Regions from separate parts of the Homo sapiens genome. Here all the other regions are linked to region 5. A link is a contact called in ENCODE Hi-C or POLR2A ChIA-PET data. All regions are on one chromosome and are shown on one strand. The core of a region is the stretch at or near the end of the contact, and the rest is flanking DNA. Distances in the headings are between cores, read along the strand shown.

What was found. Hi-C counts contacts between places; a loop is a spot of excess contacts on that map. ChIA-PET counts read pairs that join two places held with the same protein, here RNA polymerase II (POLR2A). Pooled maps may share reads with other maps.
Region 1: a loop to region 5 is called in a pooled map, with 11 times the contacts of the local background. The contact joins the promoter of USP49 here to the promoter of TRERF1 in region 5. A Hi-C loop is called at or near these places in 7 of 50 pooled maps. POLR2A ChIA-PET finds 5 or more read pairs at or near these places in 3 of 52 experiments (WTC11 and activated T-cell).
Region 2: a map of OCI-LY7 shows a loop between it and region 5 (6-fold over the local background). The contact joins the promoter of TFEB here to the promoter of TRERF1 in region 5. A Hi-C loop is called at or near these places in 2 of 168 maps with a recorded cell type or tissue (OCI-LY7 and naive thymus-derived CD4-positive, alpha-beta T cell) and 11 of 50 pooled maps.
Region 3: a pooled map shows a loop between it and region 5 (5-fold over the local background). The contact joins the promoter of PEX6 here to the promoter of TRERF1 in region 5. A Hi-C loop is called at or near these places in 6 of 50 pooled maps. POLR2A ChIA-PET finds 5 or more read pairs at or near these places in 2 of 52 experiments (T-cell and activated CD4-positive, alpha-beta T cell).
Region 4: a map with no recorded cell type shows a loop between it and region 5 (13-fold over the local background). The contact joins the promoter of KLHDC3 here to the promoter of TRERF1 in region 5. A Hi-C loop is called at or near these places in 1 of 37 single-sample maps with no recorded cell type and 5 of 50 pooled maps. POLR2A ChIA-PET finds 5 or more read pairs at or near these places in 1 of 52 experiments (CD4-positive, alpha-beta T cell).

Annotation. Positions count from the first base shown.
Region 1 is chr6:41,891,952-41,897,362 of GRCh38, forward strand. USP49 (ubiquitin specific peptidase 49) reads right to left here and starts at 3,424. Exons shown (of 8, transcript NM_001286554.2): 1 at 3,373-3,424. RefSeq lists enhancers at 2,183-2,697, 3,632-3,821 and silencers at 3,262-3,501, 3,290-3,582.
Region 2 is chr6:41,732,053-41,737,630 of GRCh38, forward strand. It overlaps TFEB (transcription factor EB), which reads right to left and starts at 3,556. Exons shown (of 9, transcript NM_001271944.2): 1 at 3,298-3,556. It overlaps PGC (progastricsin), which reads right to left. Exons shown (of 9, transcript NM_002630.4): 9 at 4,659-4,952. The coding sequence ends at 4,800. It overlaps MIR10398 (microRNA 10398), which reads right to left and starts at 1,558; the gene lies at 1,502-1,558. RefSeq lists enhancers at 655-734, 752-1,448, 805-854, 1,345-1,454 and silencers at 2,105-2,544, 2,675-3,204, 3,245-3,714.
Region 3 is chr6:42,977,689-42,983,160 of GRCh38, forward strand. It overlaps PEX6 (peroxisomal biogenesis factor 6), which reads right to left and starts at 1,493. Exons shown (of 17, transcript NM_000287.4): 1 at 581-1,493. The coding sequence starts at 1,462. It overlaps LOC124900215 (a long non-coding RNA gene), which reads right to left. Exons shown (of 2, transcript XR_007059580.1): 2 at 2,854-3,155. RefSeq lists enhancers at 753-1,694, 1,855-1,904 and silencers at 1,065-1,444, 2,099-2,295, 3,534-3,752.
Region 4 is chr6:43,011,494-43,017,012 of GRCh38, forward strand. KLHDC3 (kelch domain containing 3) reads left to right here and starts at 2,756. Exons shown (of 11, transcript NM_057161.4): 1 at 2,756-2,855. It overlaps MEA1 (male-enhanced antigen 1), which reads right to left and starts at 2,453. Exons shown (of 4, transcript NM_014623.4): 1 at 2,293-2,453; 2 at 1,622-1,896; 3 at 1,433-1,535; 4 at 1-1,128. The coding sequence starts at 2,320. The coding sequence ends at 977. PPP2R5D (protein phosphatase 2 regulatory subunit B'delta) reads left to right here. Exons shown (of 16, transcript NM_006245.4): 16 at 1-849. RefSeq lists enhancers at 121-621, 2,585-2,704 and a silencer at 2,325-2,374.
Region 5 is chr6:42,448,886-42,454,714 of GRCh38, forward strand. TRERF1 (transcriptional regulating factor 1) reads right to left here and starts at 3,041. Exons shown (of 18, transcript NM_001395490.1): 1 at 2,789-3,041; 2 at 2,292-2,376. LOC124900214 (arf-GAP with GTPase, ANK repeat and PH domain-containing protein 2-like) reads left to right here and starts at 3,475. Exons shown (of 4, transcript XM_047419627.1): 1 at 3,475-5,397. The coding sequence starts at 3,936. The coding sequence ends at 5,033. LOC107986596 (a long non-coding RNA gene) reads left to right here and starts at 3,475. Exons shown (of 5, transcript NR_171668.1): 1 at 3,475-3,740; 2 at 5,332-5,397. RefSeq lists silencers at 3,506-3,585, 4,056-4,495.

The sequences.
Region 1 (5,411 bases), core at 2,174-4,673, 560 kb before region 5:
AGCAAATAAGATTATAACCAAAATAAAGTTAAATTGGGTAGAACTGTACTTGATGAACAAATGAAAATAAAGCTTAAATTTATCATTGGAGTCCTTATTGATAAATAGTATTATCTCAATTTTTAAAAATCCATTTTCAGTTTTAGAAATAGCGACTGAGAAATAACCATTGACAATGAGACTCAGTGGTTTAGCACACTAAGGCCGTTGCATACAGAAACAAAAGGCAGGACTCACTCTTTCCCTTGGCTGATCTTACAGTTTATATTTCCTTCTTTACCAATATCAAATAAGTCTATAATCACTTATATAAAGATATTGAGCATTAAACAATTACAATTACATTATAAACATGGCAATACCATACAGAGTACGTCCTACTACTAACGCCAGCCCAAACACATCTATAAAAAGAATATGCACACACATCTCACTGAAACAAGTGCCTCATATCAAAGTTATTCTTCATCTTGAAAGTCAACATTATCAAACTAATCCTTTTAAAATGTAGTGGCAAAAATAGTAATTTTTACCAAGATCCTCTGTTAAATTGCTAAATACATCTAGTAACCTTGAACACTTGCTTAATACAATCCAGGAAACAAACCATAAACTAAATACTATGCCACTAACACAGTAGCTGAATGCAGAAAGAGTTTTCTAAATTATACATTAACCATTGTTGCTCAAATCCACAAATCAAAATCTAATCTTTGTTAACTACTACAAAAGTCATAAACCTAATCTTTGTTATTTATACAAACACCAGCAAAAGTGTCAATCCAAAATTTACCCAACTTTGAAAAAAAAAGTATCTTTGTGCATCTGAGTGTACACAATGAAATAACCCCAAAGAAGATTCTCAACAATTGTTTGAATTTTTCCCTAAGTAAATCATATGCTATCCTTTGGCACCATCAAATGCAAAACAAATATTCATTCATATTCTTAGCTAAATGTAAAAGCTTCTGAAAAAAATCATTAAAACAAAATTCTAAGTAAGAATAACCAAATTTTGCCCCAAATTTCTTATCTTCCTTTTCATTTCTAAAGGTGTCTTAAAAATCAAAAGCTTCTAGAAAATTAGTATTAATCTGGCCTTCTTTATTCATAACCATAAAACACGAAAGGCAGTGGAGCTGTCCAAAGACCAAGCTTGCTGCAGTATTATCTTACAGAGATGTTTTTCCATCAAAATTACTCATAAATTTATTTGCCCTAAAAAATAAGTCTGCTACTCTAAAATCCTCCACTACTCTACAATTCTCCCTTTCTTTATGCCATTTTGTTAAATGGGTGAGTTACCAACTACAGCATGAAACGTCCCGCACAAAGCTAAAGGCAGCTCAGGAACTCAAAGCCCTCAGCTCTGATTTAATCTCTCCCCCAGTAAACTTCCTTGGTTGGTTATCTGCCTTTCTCTGAAATGATTTCTTAACATTCTCCAGCAACTGAAAACAATAAGCAGAAATCTGGTTGATTAATCAAAAGAAACAGATTCTCATCTTTCTCTATCCCAACAACAGTGCGTTCTCCATTGAAAATGAAAATGCTGTCCATAAAACACAGCCCAGCACTTGTCAGGTGCAACACTCCTACAACACTAAAACTATCACATCACACGAGTACACCCTAAATAAGCACACCCTTTCCCCGAATTATCACAACACTAGTGAAATGCAGAGGTTTTCAACACCCAGAGTTTATACTTTATCATCCATACAAGAAAAAAATCAAATCAAAATGAGTCTCATTTCTTCAAAGTGGACAGGAAAGTCAAATCAAAAGCAATGAAGGGTGGAAGCAGATTCAAGATTTCTTGAGAGAAAGAGGTTTCTGGAATTTCCTACTTTTAGGGACAAAAGGATTCACAGTTTCAACACACAGTTCTCTCCTCAACAAAGAATTCCTTTCCTGCACCCCCCACCTCTGCCCTTACTTTTTAGTCTTTACCCCTGTCTCTAGGTCCCCTTTCACTCACCATGGTTCCTCGTCTTCTGCACCAAAGGCTCTCTTACACTTGATCTTTCACTACAGCATTTCTGCCCTGACCCTTGCAGACCTTCTGGAGCAACTCCCCATAACACGCACATTCGATTCCCACCCCCCTGCAGTCTACCCCAGTTCTACATCCATCAGGACTCCCCCAGCTTCTCTTAGCCCCCTCTCTTCCCTTACTCCCCATCTCATCCTTTAAATTCTGGGGCCCATCTCTTCCTGCTCCTCTCACCATTTGCTTTTAGCCCTGTCTCTTTACCTCACTGTTTTCACCTTGGATCTTGCTGAACCTCTTCAATTAACGTAATTACCCAGTTATCCTTGTCCCAGATGGCCATCACTTCTTACACCCTAACTCTAGTCTCCTTTCAGCTCTTCTGGTCCCAGAATCGTCCTACAGACACCCATCTCTTATCTGTTTCCTTTCGCCCTTCCACCACACTCTTATTCCTGACTCCACCTGGTTCCAGTCCAGGTCTCATTTGCCCTCCCTCACTTTACAGAATTTACATCCATCGCCCACCCACTAACCCATTCCTTTCTCAGAACCTCGCCAGCAGTTCCCACCACACCGTTGGTCCCAGTCCTTCAGCTCATCTCGCTCCGCACTAGTTCACACCCTCGTCACGTCTGGCTCTTAATCACTCTCTCTTTCCTACTCCCAACTATTACCCCAGCTCTGCCCCTCCTTGTCTTCCACTTCCAACACTTACCCCGGTACCCCTCACCCCAACACCACCCGCTACGAAGATTTCCCCTTCAAACCCCTGCTCTTACACCTAACCCCAGGATCCCTTTCCCCAGCCCTAACCTCATTCCCTGCCCGGCTTCCTTAACGCCCACCCTGGCTTTTGCCTCCTTCCTATCTCCTTGGCTGGCTTTTTCTCACTCCTCCTCTCCCTGGCTTCTAACCCTTTCTCCCCTTAATCCTCCTCATCTCATTCTCAACCCGGTTCCCCTCATCGCCTCCAAGCCTTCCTTTCCCTCTCCCTTCAACGCTTTTGCCCCAACCCAGCCGTCGCCCACCCCGCCAAAATAAGGCGCCCGCGCGCCCCGACTCCCGGCTCTCGCCTCCCGCCGCCCCCGCCCCGGGCGCCCCCAGCCCGCCGGCGCCGCGGTCCCGCCCCCTGCCGCCGCTCCTCCCGCCCGCGAGGCGCGCGCTGCCTTTGTCGCCCCTCACCCGGTGTGTGAGGATTTTGCTTCTTTAAAGGGGAGGGCTAGTGAGCCGGAGACTCCTATCCCCGCCTCCGAGTCTTAGAATGGGCTCCCTGGCCGTCGCGGCCTCCCCGGCCCCCGTTCCCCCTACCCCCTGGAGCTACCCACTTTGCTGCCTCCCCACCTCCTCCGTCCCCTCCCCCGGCCCCCTCTATTTACCGCCATCATCAGCACGCGCGAGCTGTCACCAGGGCGCGAGACAACCGAACACGGCCCCGCCCCCTGCCCGTCTATTGGCCCGCCCGCTGGAGCCCCGCCCCTCAGGCCCTGCATTGCGCCAACGGCGCAGCGCTGGGCCGCGACCCCGGCACCGGCACCCGTTCCGAGGGTTCGCGCCGCAGGCGCAAAGTTTAGGGTCAGCCACAAACGCGCGGCCGCTTTGAGCCTGGCGTAAGGGGCGGCGGCGTAGGGGGACGTTGTGAATAGCTGGTCGAAGTTTGGTTGAAGCACAGGAGGGTAAATAAGAAGGTTTCCAGACAAAGAGACTCTTAAAGGTACAGACTCTTATGTCTGTCCCTCCTCCTTAAAGGGCCAGAGACGCTCCCGAGCCCATCTCCGCCCCCTTCTTCCCGGGGAACTGTAAAGGTATTTTACATGAGTTTCCCATACTCTTTTCGGTTCACCTTTAACACCTCTCCCCACTGCGAAGGACAAAGGCTTTCTCACTATCCCGTCCGTATGTTTTGTTTTATTCTGTTAAAAGACGTTATTTCTGTGTTGTTCCTAAAGCAGCAGCCCTCAAACCGTGGGGTTTCCGGAGGCAGCGTTTGCAAAAGTTACTATTGGCTCCCAGGCGGGTGAGCACGTGTCTGGCTTTTGCCACAGATGACCCAAGAGAGATTCAGCTGTTTTATGGAAATCCCCCACAAGTTAGAGGATCGCTGCCGGAACTGAAGAAGTTCAGCAGATTGTAAGGCTTGGGAAATAAACCAGACTGACTTGGTAGTGGTCCATTGGGAAACAGAACAGCACCTAAGCTACAAAAGGCTTAGGTTAAGCAGTCTCCTAGGTGCACTGTCTTGAAACTACTTGCGGGGTGGTAGTGGGGGGAGGGGATGGGAGTCTCCCAAAATAAGATCAACAATTTCAACACCCAACACATAGCTAAGGCAGATAAAGACTTACATTTAAATATAAGGACAAGTAAAAGAAACAGACATTAGCTATAGTAGTGGCTCAAGTTACACACCTGTAAACAGGAGAACTAGGTAAGCACAAAAAAAAAAAAAAGAACACCACACACAATAGGAAGGGGGAAACTACAATGCCTGGACCAAGCGCTGTGTAGGCAATTTATTAACAACTTGCACTTTTAAAAGAGGTTTGATAGAAGGAGAGGAAGTGGAGTGTTTCAATTTGGTTTGGTCGGGATTTATCATGAGGTTCAAGGCCTCAGAGTTAGATTCAGAATTTAGCTCTCCCTTTGTCGTCCATCACAGTTAACATAATTCTTTTTAAGGAATTCTTAACATTATAACTCTAATTATATGTCTTATTCCCTTACTCAACAATCCCCAAGAAAATTCTTGGAGAAGAAAGATTGTTACTTATTCAATGTTAGTTCCATAACAAGGTGCTTTTGCTGAGTGAAGAATTTGGGAGCCACTTAAAACTTCCAATGGAAGGGATGCTCCCAGAATAGCAATACAGGAGGAAAAGTTTCTCAGTGATGTGAGCATGTATTAGATCAGTGTTCTCAAAAATGTGGCCTGGAGGCCGGGCACGGTGGCTCACGCCTGTAATCCCAGCACTTTGGGAGGCCAAGGCAGGTGGATCATGAGGTCAGGAGATCAAGACCAGCCTGGCCAACATGGTGAAACTCCGTCTCTACTAAAAATACAAAAATTATCCGGACGTGGTGGCGTGTGCCTGTAATCCCAGCTACTCAGGAGGCTGAGGCAGGAGAATTGCTTGAACCAGGGAGTTGGAGGTTGCAGTGAGCTGAGATCGTGCCACAGCACTCCAGCCTGGCAACGGAGTGAGACTCCATCTCAAAAAAAAAAAAAAAAAAAAAAAAGTGTCGCCTGGAAAGGCCTAGGGATCTCTGAGACCCTTTGGGCTGGGGGGATAGTGGGGTGCCTGAGATCAAAACGATTTTCCTAATAATACTGAGACATATCTGCATTGTCACTGTGATGATATTTGCACAATGATACAAAAGTAGCAATGGGTAAAACTGCTGCCTTAGCACAAATCAA
Region 2 (5,578 bases), core at 2,306-4,805, 720 kb before region 5:
AAATTCTTTTTTCAATTGAGTCCAGGTCTCGCTATGTTGCCCAGGCTGGTCTCGAACTCCTGAGCTCCAGTGATCCTCCCACCTAGGCCTCCCAAAGATCTGCTTAGAGCAGGAAACCCTGGATAGAGAAAAGAAGGTCCCCAGACCACCACACCCCCACCTTTTAAGAGAGAACTCCTGGGAAACCCCTTGAAGAAGTGGTCTTCTTTAGGGACTGAGAACACAGACTTTGGAGTCAATTGGACCTAGGTTAAAATTCCAATCCTGTCACTTCCAGGCTGTGTGATTTTAAGTGACTTGCTTAACCTCTCTGAGTAAGTAAGTGTAATGCAAACAGTAATTCCCACCTCACTCTAAACACACAATAAATGTTGGCAACTATTGTATAATCAATCTTATTATAATATTGTTCTAGTATAGCATAAAAGAAGAGATGAATATTCTATTAATATAATCTTGTTTTATTGTTACACTCTCATAGACACACATGCACAGTTCATCTCTACCCACATTCCTAGACACTTTAACCACACACACAAACTCACAACCATTACATAAACCCCACACCAACCCAGAAAGCAACATCATGTACTCACCATGTACCAGGCACTGCCGCACCCTTAGTCCTCACAACAGCCTGTGAGGTGGGTGTGTTTTCATCTCCCTCCTCTCAGATGAGGATCCACACTGTACATGCATATATGTTCACTGCGTCCTGGGACGTGAACATTTCTGGCAGCTCTGGGAACCCTGAACTCCCACCCTCCGATCAGAGGAGGCCAACCCAATTTCCATGGTCATCTCCAGGGCAGCCCCAAGCCAGGCCCCAAGTGCTGACTGCCCTCCATCCCCAGGACAAAGGCCCAACCTGGTTTTCATGACAGCTGTGGTTGGGGAAACCCCTGTTGCCTGCAGAAACCGAGTTGACTTTGAAAAGGAAGAGACAGAACCCAGGGGGTGGCTGGGCTACTCCCTGTGGGGGCAGGTGCTAAGTAACTCTATTAACTCTGGCTAATGATGCAATTACAGTCATAAACAGAGCCCCAGGAGGGCTCAGGGCCAAGAGCTAGACCCTCAAAGGGCAGCCAGACTTGAGGGGTGGGAGTCCCCTTCCACCTACTTCTCAGCTTTCCAGAAACAGGCTGAGGAGGCCTGTGACAGCGCACGTGGGACCCTGGAAGGGCTCCTGCCTGCCCTGGCCCACTCCCTGCCCACCTCTGACTGTGAGTCACCAGGCCATTAGCCCGTAAAAGCCCAGTTGGCTCTCCCTAGATTCAGTGCCCACCTAGGGTGTCCCCTGCCCTATCCCCTGAACTCCTTCCAGGGCACCCGGAACCAAGATACCTGGGTCCCCATTTGGCTCCGTCTCCCAGAGCTGAGTTGAGGACAAAATAACCCTGCAGCTGTAACAAGCCTTGTAAATGGTAAGCACCATTGGCTTCCCTCGGGGAGAAGCAGAGCATGGAGTCACCCAAACAGCTCTGCCCTTCATTTACACCCTCTGGCTCCCAGCTCTCCGGGCCCCGCGGCCAGGAGGCAGACGGAGAGAAGGGAGCCAGGCGAGTTGCTCGTGGTCCTGGGGCTGGGGTCACCGGCATGGTGAAAGCATACCGTCAGGTTAGCAGGCAGGGACCTCAAGGCAGCTGACCCTTCCCTTCCTCTGCCTCTGCCTCTCCTGGCCGGCCAGGAACTATTGCTGGCTGTCCCTCCCCGGACAGTGAGCTCCCTGAGGGGAGGGCCTGAGGACTGTCTCCCAGTCGTGGCACCAAGAACTGCGTTCTAACCGAGCGCATCCGCATCTGTCCACCCAGAAGGAAACCAGAGACCAGCCTCCAACCTCATCCCCAGCTGCCCAACAGTGCCAGGTCTGGGCCAATGGAATCTCGGCCAGGGCGGGTGCAGGGGCCTGAGGCCACACCCCAGAGGTGTCACTGGGGGCCTGCATCCGTCTTGTCCCTTTCCCTGAGGGATGAAGCAGCCCCTCACTCGGGATGGGGGGAGGGCAGAGGATGGGAGCTGGGCAGTAATTAACCTGCACTTCCCCAGCGAGCTCTAAGCCAAAAACTGCGCTCAAGTTGAGTGCAGAAGCTCCGCGCTGAACCGTCCCCAGAACAGACAGGCGAGAGAACGACGGCTGGAGCTGAGGGGGGTTCGGGGGAAGGCGCAGCGGCCAGGGGCTGGCGGAGAGCGGAGGGCGGGGGCCTGGGCCCAGCGGGGTTCGCGCAGACAAGCCCCGCCCCGGGCTCCCTCCCTTCCTCACCCGGGGCGCGGGGCTGGGGCGCGCCAGGCGGCTGCGGCGCGAACCTGCTCGCGCAGCCCGGAGCAGCTCGGGGCAGCCGTGCGTGAAGCCGGAACCCCGCGCGGGGAGGGGGCCGAGCTGGCATCTGCCCGCTCCCTTCCAGGAGGCGAGCGGACGCGCTGGGCCAGAGCTGGTCGGGACAGCCCAGGGGTGGGCGGCACGGACTCGGGGGATCGGGGGGAAGGGGGCGTGTTTTCCGGGATTCGGGACCGAGACGGGGGGAGGGGGAAACTCGGGGGGCGGGCAGGCAGCTGGGAACCCGGGGGGAGGCAGACAACGGGGCGCACGGAGGGAGCGCTCCGGGGTTGGTGTTCCCCAGGGTCATAGAATAACCCACGGGGAGAAAGAGACTGCCCAGGGACTCGAGGGGACGGGGCCAGGGGCGGCTTCTTCAAGAGACCGAGCTGGAGGAAGGGACGGGAAGGGAGGGAGAGATGGTACTTCCACCCGCCCCCCCATCAGCCCAGCCCCCGGGGCGTGGCGCCGCTCTGGCCCTCCCACTCCCCCCGCTGGCCTGGCCAGACTCAGCCCCCGCACACCTCCCCTACCTCCGACCCCCTCTCAGGCATCGCCGGCCCCAGCCGTGTCCGGTGGAGGGGGAGTGGGCGCGGGGCCCGCGCGTCCCTCAAACTTCTTGCGAGTTCACCATCACGCCTCCCGCCCCTTCGACTCCCAGCTCCGGGCCGGGAAGGCCCATGCCCGCCCGGCCCCTCCCGCCCGGTTACATAAGGTCGCGGAGAAGCCGCCCCCGGCCCGCGCCTGAAGGGAGGGGCCGAGGGGGCTCCCGGCTCGGCGGGCAGCGCCGCTCGGGCCACGCGCTGGGCGCCCGGGGGCGGACGGACTGCGGGTGGGTGGCGGCGCGCACGGTCCTGCTTCCCTCTCCTGCCGGCATCCCCCACCCTCCCACCTGTCTCCGGGACCCACGGGATAGGGGCCAGGGAGCCTGGGTCGGGGGTCCCGGGCCCTCCTCGTGCCTCTCGCTCCCCGGTCCCGCTCACCTCGCTCTGAAGGTCAATCTGTCCGCCGCCCGCGCCCCGCGGCTCCGGCAACTTGTCGCAAGTTCGGGTGCCTGGCCCGCAAGCTGTGCCCGCCACCTGCTCCCGGCCTGCTCCGGCCCCGTGCCACCAGGGAGGCCCGCCCCGTCCGCCCTTCCCGCCGCCGTCGGCGCCGCGGCCGCTCCCTGCGTCCCGCCCGGGCCGCCGCCTCCGCTGTCACCGAGCCCCGCGCCCGGCGCCCGGGCTCCGGCTGTCACTCCACGCACACTTCCCTCCGCGCCCGGCAGAGGGCAGCACCCGCCCCGCCTCCCAGCCGCTCTGCCTCGGCGCCCACTGGGAAGCGTAGTTCTCGCTGCAGTCCCGCTAGGCACGCCGGGATTTGTAGTCCCGCTCAGCGGACTAAGGCTTACAGGGAAAGAGGCTCTTGACTTGGAACCTCTGATCCACTTCTACCTCTTTGCAAGTTTTCTTTCTCCTCTCAGTAAAGTCCCAAACCAGGGCTCACTAAGATACATTCTGTAGCCTGTCCGACCCCCTAAAAGGAACCTGCAGCCTGCTGTCCTTCGGCAGTCTAAGAAAGAGAGGGTCCCAGATGGTGTGCTGTTGCCATAGAAACTCCACCTGTGGCAAATTCCAGCTTCTCTTCAGGAGTAGGGTGCAGGACCTGGATCTTGCACTTTTATCCCTGCCCCGATCATAAGGGGCAAGGCCAGGGTGAGCCTGGCGAAGTACAGGGTAAAATATGACAGTAGAAGGCAGCCTGCCCCCATTATGGGTTCTACATTCACGCCCCACTCACCAGCCTGAGCTTGCTGTCATGTTGCTGGACAGAAATTGTCTGAGCTCCTTTCATGTCACCTTCCCTTGTTGGAAGTTCACAGGGTGCGGAGGCATCATTCTCTACTTTCTCCTCTTCCCCGCCCCTTTTTCCCTGTCTCCTCCCCCAGCCCCTCCCCTGCTTTTCTTCTCCTTCCCCTCCTCCTTTTCTTCCTCTCTCTCCTCCTTCCCCACATACAATGTTGCTCCTGGTTTCTGGATCTTTTGCTAAGAGGCTCCTGAGGAGGACAGGGATGAAGTCCAAAGGGACAAGATCCCTTGCTGAGTTGGTTCCAGCAAATAGGCTCGATTTCTCTGTGACTCAAGTAGGAACACTCTCCCCCGGCCCGCCACCCACCCACCCATGATGGCGCTACCACTGTCTTCCCTTTCCAGGGGAAAAGTATGAACTTTAAGCTCTGAGGGTTACAGAGCCCATCCCAAGCCATGCCTTAGGTCCCATTTCTCTTAGAATCACAGTGACCCACCAGGAAACCTTGTAGCCACTCAGGGAAAACTCCCTTCCAAAAACAACAGGATGACCAACATAAAGAAGAACTATTTATTATTAGAGAAAGTCCAGAGTCCAGAAAAAGAAGGCTGAATCCAGAGTGGAAAGACAGATACAATGCCCTAGGAGGGTGCAGGGTCAAGAGGAAGAGGGGAGCCCACGTGTCGAGGCAGCAAGTCTAGGCGGCAGTGGCAAAGCCTACTCTGTTGTTGCCCAAGTCGTAGACGGAATAGTAGGACCTGAGGAAGACATCCCCGAGGATCCACAGGGGCTGGCCGTTCTGGGAGGACAGGTAGGTGGGCTCGACTCCCACGGTGCAGTAGCCGTTGTTCTGCTCAACAAAGAAAGGCAGCACTCATTCATTTGTCCACACATGAGCTGGGCCCTGCTCAGCTCTGAGCCCTGGGCTGGGAGCACAAGTGCAGAGCTGAGGGAGCCAGGGTCTCTGCCTTGAGGGCTCATAGGCCAACTGAGCCACCAGAGCAGAGCGGGTGGGAGGATTTCTGGAACAGGTACATTCAGGCTGCCGTGGTCCTCAGCAGGGTCTCCTCTCCCCATGATGGGAAACTTCTCTTCCCACAGACCTCCCTCCTGCTCCCAATTTGGAGCAGATCAGCCTGGTGGTTAAACCTTGGAGCCAAACCAACTTGAATTCAAACCTTAGCTGTGTCGCCTTGAGTCAGTTACTCAACCTCTCTGAACCTCCAAGTTTTCATTTGTAAAACAGAAATGAGTATCTCCCTCATTAAATACTGTGACAATTAAATGGGATCATGAAGCAAAGTGCTTTGCACAGTGGTCTGCCCTAGTAAGTGCTCAACAAAGAGCCCAGTGCCTCTCCCCACTAATTAATAATAATTGATCATAGATGACAATCTTCTATTTCATAGCCTTGTTCCAGAGAAGGGGGTTTAGAATCAATGAGTGGGGAAGATAAATGAGTACAAGCGTGGAGTC
Region 3 (5,472 bases), core at 243-2,742, 530 kb after region 5:
AACCTGGGAGGCGGAGGTTGCAGTAAGCCGAGATCGCATCACCACATTCCAGCCTGGGTGACAGAGCAAGACCCCATCTCAAAAAAAAAAAAAAAAAAAAAAAAAGGAAAGAAAGAAAAAGAAAATAGATAAATGAGGCTAAGAAACATTATGCTTTTTTTTTTTTTTTTTTGAGACAGAGTTTCACTCTTATCGCCCAGGCTGGAGTCCAATGGCGCGATCTTGGCTCACCGCAACCTCCGCCTCCCAGGTTCAAGCGATTCTCCTGCTTCAGCCTCCCAAGTAGCTGGGATTAGAGGCATGCACCACCACGCCCGGCTAATTTTACATTTTTTTAGTAGAGACGGGGTTTCTCCATGTTGGTCAGGCTGGTCTCGAACTCCCGACCCCAAGTGATCCGCTCGCCTCGGCCTCCCAAAGTGCTGGGATTACAGGCGTGAGTCACCGCGCCCGGCTAGAAACATTATGTTCAAAGTCCGGGATGATATGGGGCACGAGTCCTAAATCTTCCAATTTACCTAAGACAGAGAAGAGGGTATAAGAAAGAGGAAGCACTCCTGACCCCAGTCCTTTATCCTACCTGAATTCTGAGCTCTCCCATTTCCAGGGGGTCACAGCCAAGATTAAAAGCCAAAGTGGCAGGGACAAGCGCCAGTCCGTCAGCGAGGGGCTCTCCCAGCGGTCCAGAGCCGGGTCCCAGTCTATCAGAGAGGTCCCAGCGAGGTTCTAGGACCTGCACCCTAGCCAAGTGCGGCTGTGAAGTGTTCGATGACTCTCTGGCCTGGGCCACCCACACCCATTCGCCCTGGAAGAGGCCAAGGCCACGGAGACAGCTCCGGCTCACCCCTAGTGAATCTCCAGTCCCTCCCAGAACTCCCTGGAGTCGCCGCACTGTGCCAGAAACCGCAAAGGAGGACACCACGGGCGGGGGTGGGGGCCGACTGCTGTCCCCAGACTCTGGACACAGTCTGGCCCGCCCGCGGAGCTCAGTCACAGCCAGCCGAGTCCCTGGGCCCAGCAGCCCTTGCAACGCCGGCCGCGTCTCCAGCACCCGCGGTCCGGGCACTGGGAGGGTCTCTCCGCGCCTCACCAGCAGCGGCCCGACTCGCGGTCCGAGCCCAGGCCCCAGCGAGGTGCCAAGCAGTGCCCAACCTAGCGCCGGGGGCCGCCGCACCGCCCGCGCCCGCACCCAGGCCCCGGAGCCCAGTGCCAGGAGCCGCAGCAGCGCGCGGCTAACCAGTAGCTGCGGCGGCCCGGGACCCTGCTCTTCGGTGCCCGCGTCCGGCCCCTCCAGGGCTGCCACCAGCAGCGCCGGCCCTGCCGGGCTCTCCCCTGCAGGCCTCAGGGCCAGCACCAGGCCCAGCTCCGCCGCCGGCCACGGGCCCCCGGGTGGCAGCAGCACTGCCAACGGGGGTGTCTCGGTCGGAAAGGGCTCCAGGACCCGCAAGACAGCCAGCGCCATGGTGACAGGACACCAACGAGGAGGGTGAAGGAGCGCAGCTTCCGGAGCCAGAGAGCCAGACGACTAGTGTGCGCGAGGGCCGCTTCCGCTTCCGTCAGGGGAGGCCAGAGGAAAAGGGGAGGGGGGTCGGGTGCCGCGAACTTGCTCTGAGGGGGTTAGCTGCGCCTCGGATTGATCTGCGTCGTGCCTCGATAGGCAGTAACCTTCATCGCTGCGGTTGCGTAGCGTTTACCCATGCGCCATTTGAACTTGTGCTTAAGGGATTTATCTTTGCCTTCTACGGAAGTAATGTTCTCTTAACTATTTTTCCCCGTGGCATGAACGTAACAGTTTATTGACTGATAAATGAACAGTCAGCATGCTCGGGATGACTGGGCCCAGTACTGGGAGCTCTAGGTGAAATGTTTCGGAAGGAGTCCGCTCCTCTGCGGAGCTCCTGCAGCTTCCCCTGTGGAACTGTGAGCACTGAGGTTTGAGGGTTGCAGGAAAGGTTGCAGGAGGGAGTAGCAGGATTAGAAAACTGTCTCACACTTGCTTATAGGTATATAGTGGCTGCTGAGTGAATTACTAGATGTGATTCATACAGCCCTGGAGTGCTTGGTGCCACCACACATGTTCCAGCACATCTGGCACAAAACCCATGTTCCAGGACTTCTTGCCCTGTTCATTGTTCTGTTTGTTTTACTCCCACCAAACTTAAGTTGAAGACAAAACAGCTTTTCTTTCACCCCCCCCCCCCAAATCCTTGCAGATCGGAAACCCATTCACTTTCTATCCTAGAGCGGGGCAGGCAGCAGAGCAGGCAGAAGGAAAGGAGTTCAAGGCTTCTGTCAGCATAACACCAACAGTCGACTTCCTGCGTGTGCTGTTATTTAGATTCCATCCTTCTCTTCACCTCCACTGTTCTGTACAAGACACTCAGCTAGTGGTAGGCCACATTTCCTTTTTTATGGCAACAGGGTCCTACTCTGTCACCCAGGTTGGAGTACAGTGGCACGATCCCCATTCATTGCAGCTTCTACCGTCCCAGGCTCAAGTGATCTCCCACCTCAGCCTCCCGAGTAACTGTAGCCGGGACCACAGGCACACGCCACCATACCCAGCCAATTTTTTTTTTGAGACGGAGTTTCGGTCTTGTTGCCCAGGCCAGAGTGCAATGGCACGATCTCAGCTCACTGCAATCTCCGCTTCCCAGGTTCAAAGAATCTCCTGCCCCAGCCTCCCAAGTAGCTGAGATTACAGGTGTGTGCCACCACACCCAGCTAATGTTGTATTTTCAGTAGAGACGGGGTTTCACCCTGTTGGTCAGGCTGGTCTCGAACTCCTGGCTTCAAGTGAGCCACCTGCTTACGCCTCCCAAAGTGCTGGGATTACAGGCATGAGCCACTGCGCCTGGACTAATTTTTTATTTTTTGTAGAGACAGAGTTTCTCTGTGTTGCCTAGGCTGGTCTCAAACTCCTGGTCTGAAGAGATCCTCAGGCCTCAGCCTCCCAAAGTGCTGGGACTACAGGCATAAGCCATCATGTCCCACTGCATTTCCAATTATTAACAATTATTTTCACTTACAATAAATGAATTGGATGGTGCCAATCTCCATTTTCTAGACCTTACATTCTCTTTCAGCTACTGCTCAGCTTTCTCCATCTCTCCTTTCTTCTTGAGGCAGTCTTCTATTTTGTACATTATACATTCCTGAAAATTTGAAAGACAAATATATGAAAACTATTAGATTTGCATATTATAAGGGGCTGGGCGCAGTGGCTCATGGCTGTAATCCCAGCACTTTGGGAGGCCAAGTGGGTGGACTGCTTGAGGCCAGGAGTTTGAGACCAGCCTGGCCAACATGGTGAAACCCCGTCTCTACTAAAAATACAAAAATTAGCTGGGTATGGTGGTGTGTGCCTGTAGTCCCAGCTACTCGGGAGGCTGAGGCAGGAGAATGGCGTGAAGCCGGGAGACAGAGCTTGCAGTGAGCCGAGACTGCGCCACTGCACTCCAGCCTGGGTGACAGAGTGAGATTCCGTCTCAAAAAAATAAATAATAGAAAAAAATAAATAAAATAGCATGCAAGAATGTACTAACCAGGAACCATGGCTTGTGTCTATAATCCCAGCTATGGGGAGGCTGAGGCAGAAGGATCACTTGAACCCAGGAATTTGAGGCTATGATTGTGCCACTGCACTCCAAGTGGGTGACAGAGCAAGACCTTGTCTCTTAAAATATATAAAATTAAAAGAAAAAAAAACTAAATAAAGAATGTTCTAGGTACCTAGATTCACATGGATGAAAGTTCCCATTTGGTAGTGCTACTATATGTTTCTTGGTCCCCTATGTCCCAGAGGAACCAAGGGCTAGATAGATGGTACATGGGCCTAAAGAGGATATGCCTGCTTTCCTCAGTAGCAGGCAAGCTCTAGGCCTCAGGACTATAGTGCTCCTTGAGGCCTTGGAGATGGGTAAAAACATCAGTTATCTTGCCTGGATCAGCACTCATACAGACACAAATACCCACCCACAAATAAATGTCCTTTTCTCCCAAGCTTTTCTCCCAGCAGGTAACAGCGGGCATGTAGTCCACTTTGTGTTACCCTGAAATCGTCATTAGTCACCGAAAGCCAAATACTACTTCTGTAAGATCGCCAGGACCCTACATTTGCCATCTTCACTTCCTCACCTCTTGATGCTCACTCTTCCACTCACTAAAAACGGTCTTCCACTCTCTGAAAAAATCACCCATAATCTTCTAATTGCAGAATCAAGATGATGCTGTTCTTTCTCTGACACTACTGACCAATTGTCTTTTATTTCCTTTGCCATTATGACACCAGTTGTCCTCCTACAACTCTGATCACTTCCAGAAATCATCCTCAACTCTTCCCTTTCCGTTACCGTCCCCCCCACAATACAATGAATCACCATATCCTGTTGATTCTACACATTTTCATGCTCCATCCTCTCTTCTCCATCCCCACGGCCACTGTCTTGTAACATTGCTCTCCTGGGTACCTGGGTAAGGGACACAGGTTTTGTGTTTTTTTTTTTTTTTTTCAGATGGAGTCTTGCCCTGTCGCCCAGGCTGGAATGCAATGGTGCGATCTCGGCTCACTGCAAACTCCACCTCCCGGGTTCAATGGATTATCCTGCCTCAGCCTCCTGAGTAGCTGGGATTACAGGCACCCACCGTCATGCCTGGCTAATTTTTGTATTTTTGTAGAGACGGGGTTTTGCCATGTTGGCCAGGCTGGTCCTGAACTCCTGACCTCAGGTGATCCGCCCTCCTCAGTCTCCCAAAGTGCTGGGATTACAGGCGTGAGCCACTGCGCCTGACCTTTTTTTTTTTTAAGACTAAATATTTTATTTTATATAGAATTTTAAAAATTTATTTTTTGTACATGAATAAGTTCTTTAGTGGTGATTTATGAGATTTTGATGCAGCCATCACCCAAGCAGTGTATACTGTACCCAATGTGTAGTATTTTTTTTTTTTTTTGAGACGGAGTCTTGCTCTGTCGCCCAGGCTGGAGTGCAGTGGCATGATCTAGGCTCACTGCAACCTCTGCCTCCCGGGTTCACGCCATTCTCCTGCCTCAGCCTCCCGGGTAGCTGGGACTACAGGCGCCTGCCACCACGCCCGGCTATTTTTTTGTATTATTTTAGTAGAGACGGGGTTTCATCGTGTTATCCAGGATGGTCTCGATCTCCTGACCTCGTGATCCGCCCGCCTCGGCCTCCTAAAGTGCTGGGATTACGGGCGTGAGCCACCGCGCCCGGCCTCCATTGTATCATTCTCATGCCTTTGCATCACAGGTTTCTTCTTTTTTTTTTGTAGACGGAGTCTTGCTCTGTCGCCCAGGCTGGAGCGCAGTGGCATGATCTCGGCTCACTGCAACCTCCACCTACCGGGGTCAAGTAATTCTCCTGCCTCAGCCTCCTACCGGGTTCAAGTGATTCTCCTGCTTCAGTCTCCCGAGTAGCTGGGACTACAGGCGCGCGCCACCACGCCCCGCTA
Region 4 (5,519 bases), core at 1,506-4,005, 560 kb after region 5:
GTACAGGCTGAGCACTAAGATGCTTAGTGCTCAGACAACCTGGGGATGCCTGTCCCCTACCTGCTCCTCACCCACAGCTACCTGAGGCTGCTCTGAGAAGTACACACAGGAATACATACGCTCCTCTATTCTTCCCTTCATCCTCATTTGAACGCCAGGTATCTCCCCTCCTCTCTCTCCCCTGCAGAGGCATGTAGGGAACAGCAGGAGATTATTCTCACCAAAGTTATGTCAAGCCCCATTGGTCCCAGAGTAGCTGAAGGGAAGCCAACCCCCCTGCAGCACAAATAGGCCCCCCAGTCCCAGCCGTGTGCTGGCAGATAGGGTTGTATTATTTCTTCTTACCCCATGCCTGACCAAGGGAGGTCAAAAGGAGAAAAGTATAGGCTGTGGACAATAACTGATGAATATAGGGCCCAGATGGACCAAGTGGGGCCGGGGAGGGATGAATAAACACCCTACCCCGTGCCCTGTCTTTGGTGAGCAGCAGCCCTGGGGTCACAGACATGGAAGGGACCACCCTGGGGCTGACTGCTTTTCTGTGCTGTTGGTTCCCAAAACTAGAAAGAAGGAAGCAGGGAGCGGTGCCCCAAGCATGGCTCCTGCCAACACCTATTTATTTCCTTGTTTGTGCTATGCTGGGCAGGCCTTCTCTTGTCCCTTATAGGTACCTTGGAGGGGCCAGGGGCTGAGGAAGGCCGGACCCAGGTTCCAGGGGCGCAGGCAGTGCGGCTTTTGGCTGTGTACATAGGGTGCTTTATTCTCCACAGAGTGATACATGCTAAGGTGGGTTGGGCTTGGACCGATGTCCCCATATGTACAGAACTGAATAAAGTGGGTCTCTGAGAAGTCTGATGTGCCTTGATGTGGAAAGGGAGACGGGGAAGATGGAAATGGACATTACAACCAGGGATGTGTTCAGTCCTGTGCTGGTTCTGGCCTGGAATGTAGGAATATAAGGCAGCTCTCACTGTGGTCACTTCCAGGCAGGGGATGCCTGCCGGGCTTGGAGGGCTTTCTGTACCACATCTTCCCACTGGGCATCCGATATCTCCCGAGCCCAGGCAGGAACCCCTGGCGCAGGCAGGCTTACTCCAGCCATTGTCCTTTTCACCAGCTCTACATGTTCTGAAATCAGAGCCAGAGGCCATTCAGGCATAGAAATAATGGGACCAGCTCCCCTCCCCAATCCCCGAATCAACCCAGAGCCCTTGGGCTGCTAGGGTCACCAAATCCACCTTGTTACTTTAAGGCAAGCCTGCCCATCCCCAAAGCTAGCAAAAGAGCATTTCACTTGGACTCTGAAGTCTACAAAATCTTAGTTTACAAACTATCTTTTTAGGATAGGGTCTTCCTCTGAAACTTCCTTCTACTGACTCATGCCAGTTCATTTCCTTAGTAATTATTCCAGAATGAAAGAATGATCTTTTACCTGGGTCCATGGGAATAGAGCTGTGGTTGTTCAACGCTGTAGCTCCCTCCTCATCTTCATCTTCACTCTCTAATGGTGGGTCTGGCAAATGAAGCCCCAGGGCCTGCAGAGCCACAGAAGACCGTTTGGGTCTAGGCTTTCAGGGAGCCCAGCTTCACCTGTTCAGGAACCATCCCTCCTCCACCCTACCTGGATTCGATCCTGGATGTCAGCAACTACATCTCCATCCCCCACTGGTGCCAGTTCCACCTCCTCTTGTTCAGGATCTTGGTTCAGGGGCTGGTAGGAGTAGCCAGCTGGGCCCGACCCCGTTTCCTCCTGCTCTTCCTCAGGCTCCTCACTGCTCCAATCCCCAGTGCCTTCTGAAGGGCCCTGATGTCCCAGTTCCTCAGTCTGATTGGGGAAGATACGCTCAGGGCCCATGGTGTCTCCTCCTAGAACTACTGTTGCCATCCGGGCAGGGGCTGCAAGAACAGGGAGGCGGTAGGACAGGGATCGGATGAAACCAGGCCCATCTTCATCCTCTCATCATCTCCTTGTAGTCTCCTGCGTGCAAAAAACCAGCTCCTCCCCGAGGCTCCTGCATCCTCCACCCCTCCGCCCCAATTCCAGCCTCTCGTTCCTCCCCCTCCTAAGTCGGGGTTCTTATCTTGAACCAGGCCCCACCAACTTGCTCCGCCACTTCCTAGTTAAACGCCCAACCGGAGGCCCTGCCACCTCCTAAAAGACACCCCTTCCAGAACCCCGGCTCCCCGCGCCACGCCTCCCCCGCGACTTGGGAACTCTGGGTCATCAGACTCCCCTAAACAGGTCGGCGTACCCGCCCCCTTCTCCCCTCTCCTAGAGGACCCCCTCTGTACCGCCTGACAGATGCCTTTCAGGCCCCATGGGCTCCCCTCAAATGGCCCCAGCTGCAGCGTCCCCCACCCGCCCCCATCCGAATCCCGGCGCCGGTGTTCCCGCGCGCCTCACCCGCTCAGAGCCCGCGGCCTCCACTTCCGGCGGGGCAGGACGTGCAGAGGTGCCTAGTCCTCCAGCCCCGCCCCATATCCATGATTGACGCTGGCGAGGACGAGGAGTCCGCCCCTTGCCCCGCCTCCGTCATTCCCAGCCCAAAAAACAAAGGACTGCATTACCCAGTGGCCTCCTCGGTCTCGACACATATTTGCACATGCGCAGAATCTCTCCTACGCCCCTGCCCACTCCTCAGCCCTCTCGTCCCTCAGGAAACGTATGGACTACAAGTCCCGAAATGCCTCCGGCACTTAGCTACGACTGCACGTGCGCGCACAGCTGCCCGCCGGAAGAACCGAGCTTGGCTGTGTTTATCTCGTTGGGGACTAAGGCGTCGGTTGGCGCGCAACGGGTTCTAGGCTGCAGGCAGCTCGAGGACCCGCGGCCCCGCCCCGGCTCGGCCTGGCAGGTAGCCTGGGATGGGTAGAAGGGCAAGGGAGAATTAGGGGGCTTAGGACGTGCTGTCTGGAGCTGGAGTGGCGGGGGAGGGGCCTGAGAGTGATGAGGTGGGGGTGGGGAGGGAGCTAGGGGGATGATGGGAAAGGAGAGTGTTAATGGGGAAAGCAGGGCTAGGGGAGGATGGCGAGGAGATGGGTAGGAGAGACCTGGTGTCTGGAGGAAGCAATGAAGGAAATGGGAAGGAAGACTGGGCCATGAAAACAGGGAAGCTGAGCATAATGGAAGGGGAGGGGTGTCTGGCGTGGTGGGCTAGGGGAGGCCGGAATGTCTGGAAGAAGACAGGGATAGAGTCATATGCAGAGAGGGGTATCGTGGTCAGTGCATGCTAATTTTTCTTTCCTTAGTGGAGGTGGGAAAATGGAGGGCTGTTGGGTGGAGCTTGGAATGGTAGGAGAAGGAAAAATGAGAAAACTGCAAAGCTCTCACGAGATCAAGAAGGGCGAGAAATGGGGAATAAAAAATGCAAGAGACCAGGCGGGTAGATACATTAAGGGAATAGAAGAAGTTTGAAAATGCTTGGTGGTGATGGAGGACTGGGGAGACCCAGGGATAAGAGGAGCCCCTGAGCGCCTGGGGGCTTGTTCTCCTTGAATTTGAGTTGTTTATATGGCAGAGAAACTAAAATTTTTTTTCTCCACCTTTGGCTGGAATTGCTTATCTCCTCTCCTGTGCATATTTTACTTTACCTTGACATATCTGAAGGGAAGAATAGAGAATATAAGGGAGGATGGAAGACTTCCATTCTTAAGCCCATCGACCTCCTAACAGTCTCCACAAGCCCAGACCCAAGATATTTTGGAGAGCGGGAGTAATGAAGTGAGAGTAGCTTCCTGCTGGGGCTATTTCAGGATGGGTCCCATGGCTATTTAAAGCTTAGGGTGTGGAGTTGGGGGAGGTTGGGTGGGTGGGACTAGCAAGCCAGCTGAAAGCCATGTCTCTTTCCTGCAAGGGGCCTCCCTTATTTGAGCTGTTTTAGTGCCTGAGGTTTTGCCTGGCCCTTTCCTCTGCCAGGGCTTCTTAAACAGGGAGCAGATGATGATACACCCAAACTCAGGAGATGCTTGCCAGCAAAAGCATTGTCAGTTGCAAGGATTTGCCTGAAAAAACCTCAGATGTACCCAGGTGTACGTGCCACTAGGTTGACAGGTTGTGTTTAAGAGACCATGACCAGCTGGGCATGGTGGCTCACGCCTGTAATCCCAGCACTTCAGGAGACCGAGGACGGTGGATCACCTGAGGTCAGGAGTTTGAGACCAGCCTGGCCAACATAGTGAGACCCCATCTCTACTAAAAATACAAAAATTAGCTGGGCATGGTGGCAGGCGCCTGTAATCCCAGCTACTTGGGAGGCTGAGGCAGGAGAATCGCTTGAACCCGGGAGGGAGGCAGAGTTTGCAGTGAGCTGAGATTGCACCATTGCGCTCCAGCCTGGGGGCAAGAGCGAGACTTCATCTAAAAAAAAAAAAAAAAAAAAAGACCATGACTTCTCATGCTGGATCTTTCTCTTGTCCTGCCCAAGGGCATTTTTTGCCTCCCTTCCCCTTTTTTTTTGTTTTGAGACAGAGTCTCGCTCTGTCGCCAGACTGGAGTGCAGTGGTGTGATCTCGGCTCACTCCAACCTCCGCCACCCGAGTGCAAGCAATTCTCCTGCCTCAGCCTCCTGAGTAGCTGGGACTACAGGTGCGCGCCACCGTGCCCAGCTAATTTTTGTATTTTTAGTAGAGACGGGTTTCACCATGTTGGCCAGGATGGTCTCCGTCTCTTGATCTCGTGATCCACCTGCCTCGGCCTCTCAGGGTGCTGGGATTACAGGTGTGAGCCACTGTGCCCAGCCCCTTCCCCTTTGCATTGCACACTCCCACCTCTATCCGCCTTTCAGGAACCCAAGTTGTGGAAGAGCTTGTTCTCTCTTTTCTACTGGAAATGGCTTGTTCTCTACCACAGTAGCAGGGATGGGGAAGTGGCAGGAGGAGAAAACCCCTCCCTCTATCACCATCCCCCAAGCCTAAGCATACACATACCTTTCTGGCTTAAGTCCTGGCAGCATACCAGGCACAGCTGTCAAAGGAACTCCTTGTGCCTGTGGGGGGCCCTGGGTGACCCCAATGACAACAACTCAGCTTGACAGGAGCTCCCTGTGAGGGGCTAACCAACCGCGGTAACATGGAGGTCCCTGTCCTGGATCAGTCCCGCCCTATCTTGGGTAGGGGGATTGTTCCACTCTAAAAGCCTGAAAGCTTTTCTGCTTTGAGGCACTCATGCCAGCTTTCAATGGACTGTTTGAGGCTGGCTGGGCTATTAATAGCTGTGAGTATTTTGAGATCCCTTTCCCCACCTCAAAGAACACAGATTCTTAGAGAGGTGGCAGTAAGCAGAGCAGAGACAAGAGAATATACCGTTTGGGAAGGGGGCTTCAAGTTTGTGCCAAGCCAGGGACAGAGTGGAGCCTCCACGAGTAGGTTGTGACCATGATATGCAGATTCTGAGCTGGCAATCAGGTGGGGGTGGCCCCACCCTTCACTGTTGGAGAACACTGGGCCCAGGCTGCTCCCTGACCTCGGCAGCTCCCTTGGGGCAGGGCCAGCCACCTGAGCTGAGACTAGTGCCCCTGTGG
Region 5 (5,829 bases), core at 1,791-4,290:
ATAACGCTTTCGGTTATTATAACCAACCCACCCATTAAAGAAGGAGAAAAAGAAAATCATAAACAAGCTTTATTTTTTGTGACCACACATTTTATTATACAAGCAGCAAAGAACACTGCAGTCTGTCTCCTCTTTTACACTTTAAGTTCCTAACTCAACAAAAACCACAGGCCCAAGCCGGTTATAGGAGGCAAAACTGAGTACTTTCCACACAGTTCATAGAACAACTGTTTTCACAGCAAGCTCACATAAATGCTATGTGATAATAACACATGCCTGCTATGTGGAAGCCTGCTTACCAAGCTGTGAAAAGACCCATGTTTACTATGGAACCTGCAAAATTAATCTTCTCATACAGCAGAAGGGAAATGCTCTTTTTGGGATGTCAAGCTGGCTTCTAAACAATCCTTTGGCGAAAATGGACATGCCTAAAAGGGCGGAGCCCAGAGAGGTGTGTCACTCCGGGTATCAATTCCTATAAATCAGATCCTGACAATCACCACAATATTTTAAAAAGAACGAATTATGATTCATGGGCCTTCAAGCCTTTATTACCGCAAGAACATTCTCGGTAGAAGAGGAAAAAAAAAAAAAACTACTGTGACTTGATTAATGGCCAAAGCAAGACAATAAAATAAATCTCATAAATATAAGGAAAAAAACCTGAATGACTGCTCTTGGCTCTGAGGCTAGGCATGTAAATAATTCCACCCTGGAATGAACATACATAAAGATTTTGTTTACCCTCCCAGCAAATACAACAACCAGACTCAGATTTTCATCAGGTAAAAATAATAGCTAATTTGCTTAACTAATGCCTAGTTAGGAACATTTGATAAGCAGCAATAATATTTAATTCCCAACTAACTCAACTCTCAAACTGCCAAATATCAACCCTCAATCTGGAAATCTGACGACAGTTAGGAAAGAAAAAAAGCACTCTCCATCAGCAATGTGTAGCGAGTTTTTTAAAACCCATTTTTCTCGACCCTGCTAGAACAGAGCCTGTCTACAGAATTGCAGAAAGCTTAACCAACCTCAGTTAACCCCACTGCCTAGTGGCTACTCCCTAACCCTACTAAACGTCTCCGGGTTGGACCCGAGATGCTAAAATTATCCTAGCAAAGTTAAAACTCCCAGCATCATCAAGGTAGCTGACAGCTAAGACCTACAACTCTTCTGCAGAAACCAGTAGGCTGAGGACCAAGAAAACAGAGGCAAGGAGAGGCAAAGGCTGCTGGTTAACTAGTTAAGCACTGAGGACTCCTGCTGTTATCCTCTCCAGTCAGTGAGCATCAACACCACACTTCCTATCGCCAAACTCCTTTCTTAAAAGGGTCAGTGATGCAGAAGGTGGGTGCTAACTGGGACAACTTAAAACTCCCCTTCTTAAAACTCTCCTCAATGACCTGCTGAAAAGTGCACCTGGACCGGTTTTCAGGAGATATTTTTTAATGAACTCTTTAGCCACTACAGGGGCGGTCATTCCTAAGCACGACTTCCACGCACTCACAAGACAGCCCAGGCCATGCTGAATTGAAGCCATCCCCTTCAGTACTGGCACTTGCCAAAGCTGCGTCTAGTCTGGGGAAGAGTTTCCACAAAGCTGGCTCTAACAGGCCGGTAGAAGACACACGGAGGAACCAGAAAGCGTTTTCTTGTAACCTAAGGATGGCAGGCGCACATGCTCCAGTCCAGTGCTGGCCAGAGGCTGCCTGCCAGGTGCTCTCGGCCTCCGCTGGTGAAGGAGTGGTTTGGTTGGTTTTTAATATCTGTTTCTTAAGACCACCGGCAGTAACTTCCCAGTCTCCCAAACTGAAGTTGGGGAGTGAAGGAACAGGTTTACCCCCTTACACATTTCTCCCATCTGGGTGGCCACACTAACTTCTGGGGAGTACCCAGCCCCCACAGAGCCCGCAGGCGCGTATACATACACATATGTATCATGTCAAAAACCCCAAAAGGCAGAGTCCTGCGGTTTCTTAGCTGGAGAATGAAGCCTTTATAACATCACAACCTCAAATGCAAGCCCACCATCACTACCTTTAAGCCAGGGTTGCCAATTATAGCGCCCACCTCATCCCTCCCCCTTTGCTGGGATGCTGTGCAGCCCGGAGAGGGAAGAAGGGAAGAAGGGAGAAGGCCTGCTTGCATAGTGAAAGTAAAGGGGGGGGAGACTTCTCCTTCTGTCTCCCCACTCTTCCCTCCCCACTTCGCCCCACCCCCGTCTTCTCGAGGAGCATCCCCAAACTAATTTTTTAAAAATGAAACTTAATAAGCTTCTTGCCTACCTTGGCTGTTTCTGCAACAAGTGCATGGGCAATCCGACGAGAAGACCAGTATCCGCTTGGGGGGTGAGATGGGGGGCGAGCAGAGCTGATGGAGTAATTTCAATATTAATTTATGTCAGCCGCCTTCTCTCAGCGCTACTCACTTACTGTACTGCCCTCAGCCTGTAAACAAATATCGCTCCGCCAGGAAACATACTCCCCAGATGCAAGCCCCTCTCCCCAGCAGGGAACCTGGCCCCTCGTCCCCCCGACAAGAGTGTGCTCCCCCACCCAGGGTAGGAAGCTTTGGGTTTCCAAAGCACCAACCCACCACCTCCTCCACCACCCCAGCAAGAAACTTACTCGGTCCGTCTACGCCTCCACCCTCCCTTCAGGAAATCTACTCTCCATATGCATTCAGCCTCCCCGCAGGAAATCTGCTCCCCCCTCCCCCCTTCTATATACATGCACCCCTCCCTCTCCTCCTCCCCATGCGCCCTCCCCGGCCAGAAACTTACTAGTGAGCAAGCGTGCAGGCTCTCCTGATGCTGGAAACTTACTCCCAGATATAGCGCCCGCCAGCCCCCTTTCCCAGCCCTGCTCCCCTTCCTGCCCTCCGCCGCAAGCAACTCCAAACTCTCCGCATCCAGCCGTTCTCCCTCCCCAGTGGAAATTTGCAGCGCCGGGCTGCGCGCGTGCATCCACCCTCCCCTTCAGGAAACTTACTCCCCATCTGCATGCACCGCCTCTCAGCCATCGCTTAGAGGGAAGGGGGTGTGCTGGGGAGACAGAAATACATATGTATCTCTCGCCCCTCCCCCGGTCGCAGCCCACTCGGGGCCGAGCCGCGGTAACCTGGCCTTACCTTTGCATTGCTCCCCATCCTCGCCCCCTCCCTTAACCCTCCTTATCCGCTCCCCGGTACCCCCCTTTTTTCACCCATTACCCACCCCTAGCAACCGTTCCCAAGCTCCTCTCGGCCTTTTTTTTTTTTTTAAATCCAGGATGCAAATTCCTCCCTTGTCAGCAAATCGACTGTCAAATTATTTTCTTGCAAAAGGAGAAAGGCGGGGTGGGGGGGGGGAGCAGGAGCAAAAAGAGGGGGAGGGCGGGGGAAGGGAGGGGGAAGGGAGGGAGAGGGACCGAGGAGGGGAGATATCCCTCCGCAGAGCTGGGTCTGGCCGCGGGCGGGGAAGCAGGAAGTAAGGTGTCCAGCGCCGCGACCGGCTGGTCGTCCGCCTCGGCCCCCGCCCGCGTCCCCTTTCCCCCGGGGCGCAGCGCTACGGCGGGCGCGGGCCGCCCGGCGCATTGTTCGCAGCCTTCGCGGCGGTGCGCTGCTGACTTTATTTGTGCGCTTTGCGTGTGCGTGAGGTTGCACCTTTTGTAGGCTGGCGAGTCTCTGGACGAGGATGGGACGGGGGACACGGGCCCAGTTGCGGCCCTGCGCGAGCGGGACCTGTCAGCCCTGAGGTGCAGCGGACCCTCCGGCATGGCCGGAAAATCGAGGCCGGGGAGAAGGCAGCGTGGCCGGGAAGCTGCCGCCTTAAACCCGGACCAGTGCAGGATTGCTTCCTGCGTAGCCGTCCCGGTTATTGTAACACGCTTTGCAAGCTAACGACTGGGGTTTGTGAGGGGGTTTGTTTATTTTTCTAAGTGTTTGCAAAGATGCCGAGGTCGAGGCGGGCTGCGAGGAGACGGTCCGCGCCTACCCCCACCGCACCCTGGCCTCGGTGGGGCTGGGAGAGGGCTGGGGCTCCGGAGAAGGGGCTGGAGGTTCGCGAAGCGCGCGTCTCCATCCCTCCGCCCCGATGGGGGCGGGGAAGGGGTGCAGTAGACCGCGCTGGAAGAGCAGCTCTCTGGGGAGGGGTCTCCCTTGCCGCGGCAGGCGCAGCAGGCCGGGGAGGGGGGTTGCCTAGGAGAGGGGCCGGGCGGCGGAGGGGAGGGGAGGAGAGGGGGCGCGGGTGCAGCCGCCGCGCGCGCTCGCCCCTCCTCGCGCGCCATGACTGTGGAACGTGGTGCCGGGGAGGAGGGACGGCCACCGGGGGCCGCCCGGGGCTGCTCGGCATTGGTGCGGAAACCCGAGCCCGGAGTCGCTCCCTCGCGCTGTCTCCTCCTCCTCCTCTGCGGGGGAAACCGCTGCACCCAAACCGGGAGCAGCTGCGAGCAGGGGGCAGGGCGCGGGCTGAAAGGCGAGCCGAAGGTTCAAACCTCCGCGGCGCGGGCGGGGGCGGAGGGCAACAGCAGGACGGCCCCCAGGTCCCGAGAAGGCGTGGCAGTGGTCGGCCCAGGTGTCAGGGAACCTGGCCTGAGACCCCTGCATTTCCAAGCTTCTTTCCTGGTCAGAGGAAACGTGAACCAAAGGTAGTTCAGCTAAACAGACCACCTCGAGCCGGGTTCGAGGCATCTGTCTCGAGGGCAAGACAGTATTTTTTGCACGACAGAAAGTTACACCATCCATTTTTTTCCGTGGGGGAAATCATTGCGCCCCTTCCCCCAAAATGTCGCGCAAGAAGAATGACCTCCCGCTACCCAGACCTTCGCCAGTGTCCCCCACCCCACCCCCACCCGGGCGCTGGGTGTGGATTGGGCGGAGGGAGGCTATATGGGAGCTTAAAGCATGAGGTCATGAGCGGAGGAGACTGCTGCCAAAAGCACCCGAGGTTTTTGTGTTTTTTGAGGGGTAACGGTTCTCCATCTTCAGCAGTGGAAAGTCCTCCCGCCTACCCTACCAATTCTGGGGCACGTGGACCACAGAGTCCCTGAAAAGAGGAGGGGACCCGGGCTATTTCGCTTAATGAGCGTTTGGCGCGTGCCCAGCCCTTTATGGAGCCCTTCCACATAAGCAAAGAAAGCCGAGGGACAGCGCACAGTGTTGCGGCGACTGGGAAAGGCTTCAGATGCTCGATGTCCCCCGCCCTCTTTCCTCAGTCCTCGGTCATCTTCCAAGTGGGCTGCTTTCTGCGATAGCTTCCTGTCCCCCTCCGACCCATTCCTCCCAAGCGACTAAAACTCCTAATGACATTATTTTAAAGCCTTCAAAACCCTCTTCCATTGCCCTTAGAATAAAGCCAAGTTGTGATTTCGCCTCTACAGACCTCTCTACCCGCCCAGCTCTTCCTCGGATATTGTAAGCCCCGTCAAGCTTTCTTTGTTCAAGGGGTGGAGGAGGGGGCGCCTAACCTTTCCCCTTCCACCTCTTCTTACTAACTCCTGCTGGACCTTCAAGATTTGACTCAACTGTCAGTAACTTCAAGATGCCTTCCTGAGGGTACACCCAGGTCTCTACCTCAGGGGAAAAGACCTACCCTAGGTCTCCTGGCAGCAGCGCTGTGGCCGGAGTTGGCCCCAGTGGCGGCCTTTTTCCAAGCGGAGGAGGAACAGCCAAGCTAAGCTTGACCACCGTCACCGCCCAGGGACCTGAGCGGGAGCTGGCTAGGACAAAACCTCAAAACGGGACTTGGGAAAACCGCACCACCCAGAAAACTCAGCCCCTCCACCTCCCTCCCAGCACACACACACACCCTCTTAATCTAAAACTCCTCCCCGGGGCAGATAAGGA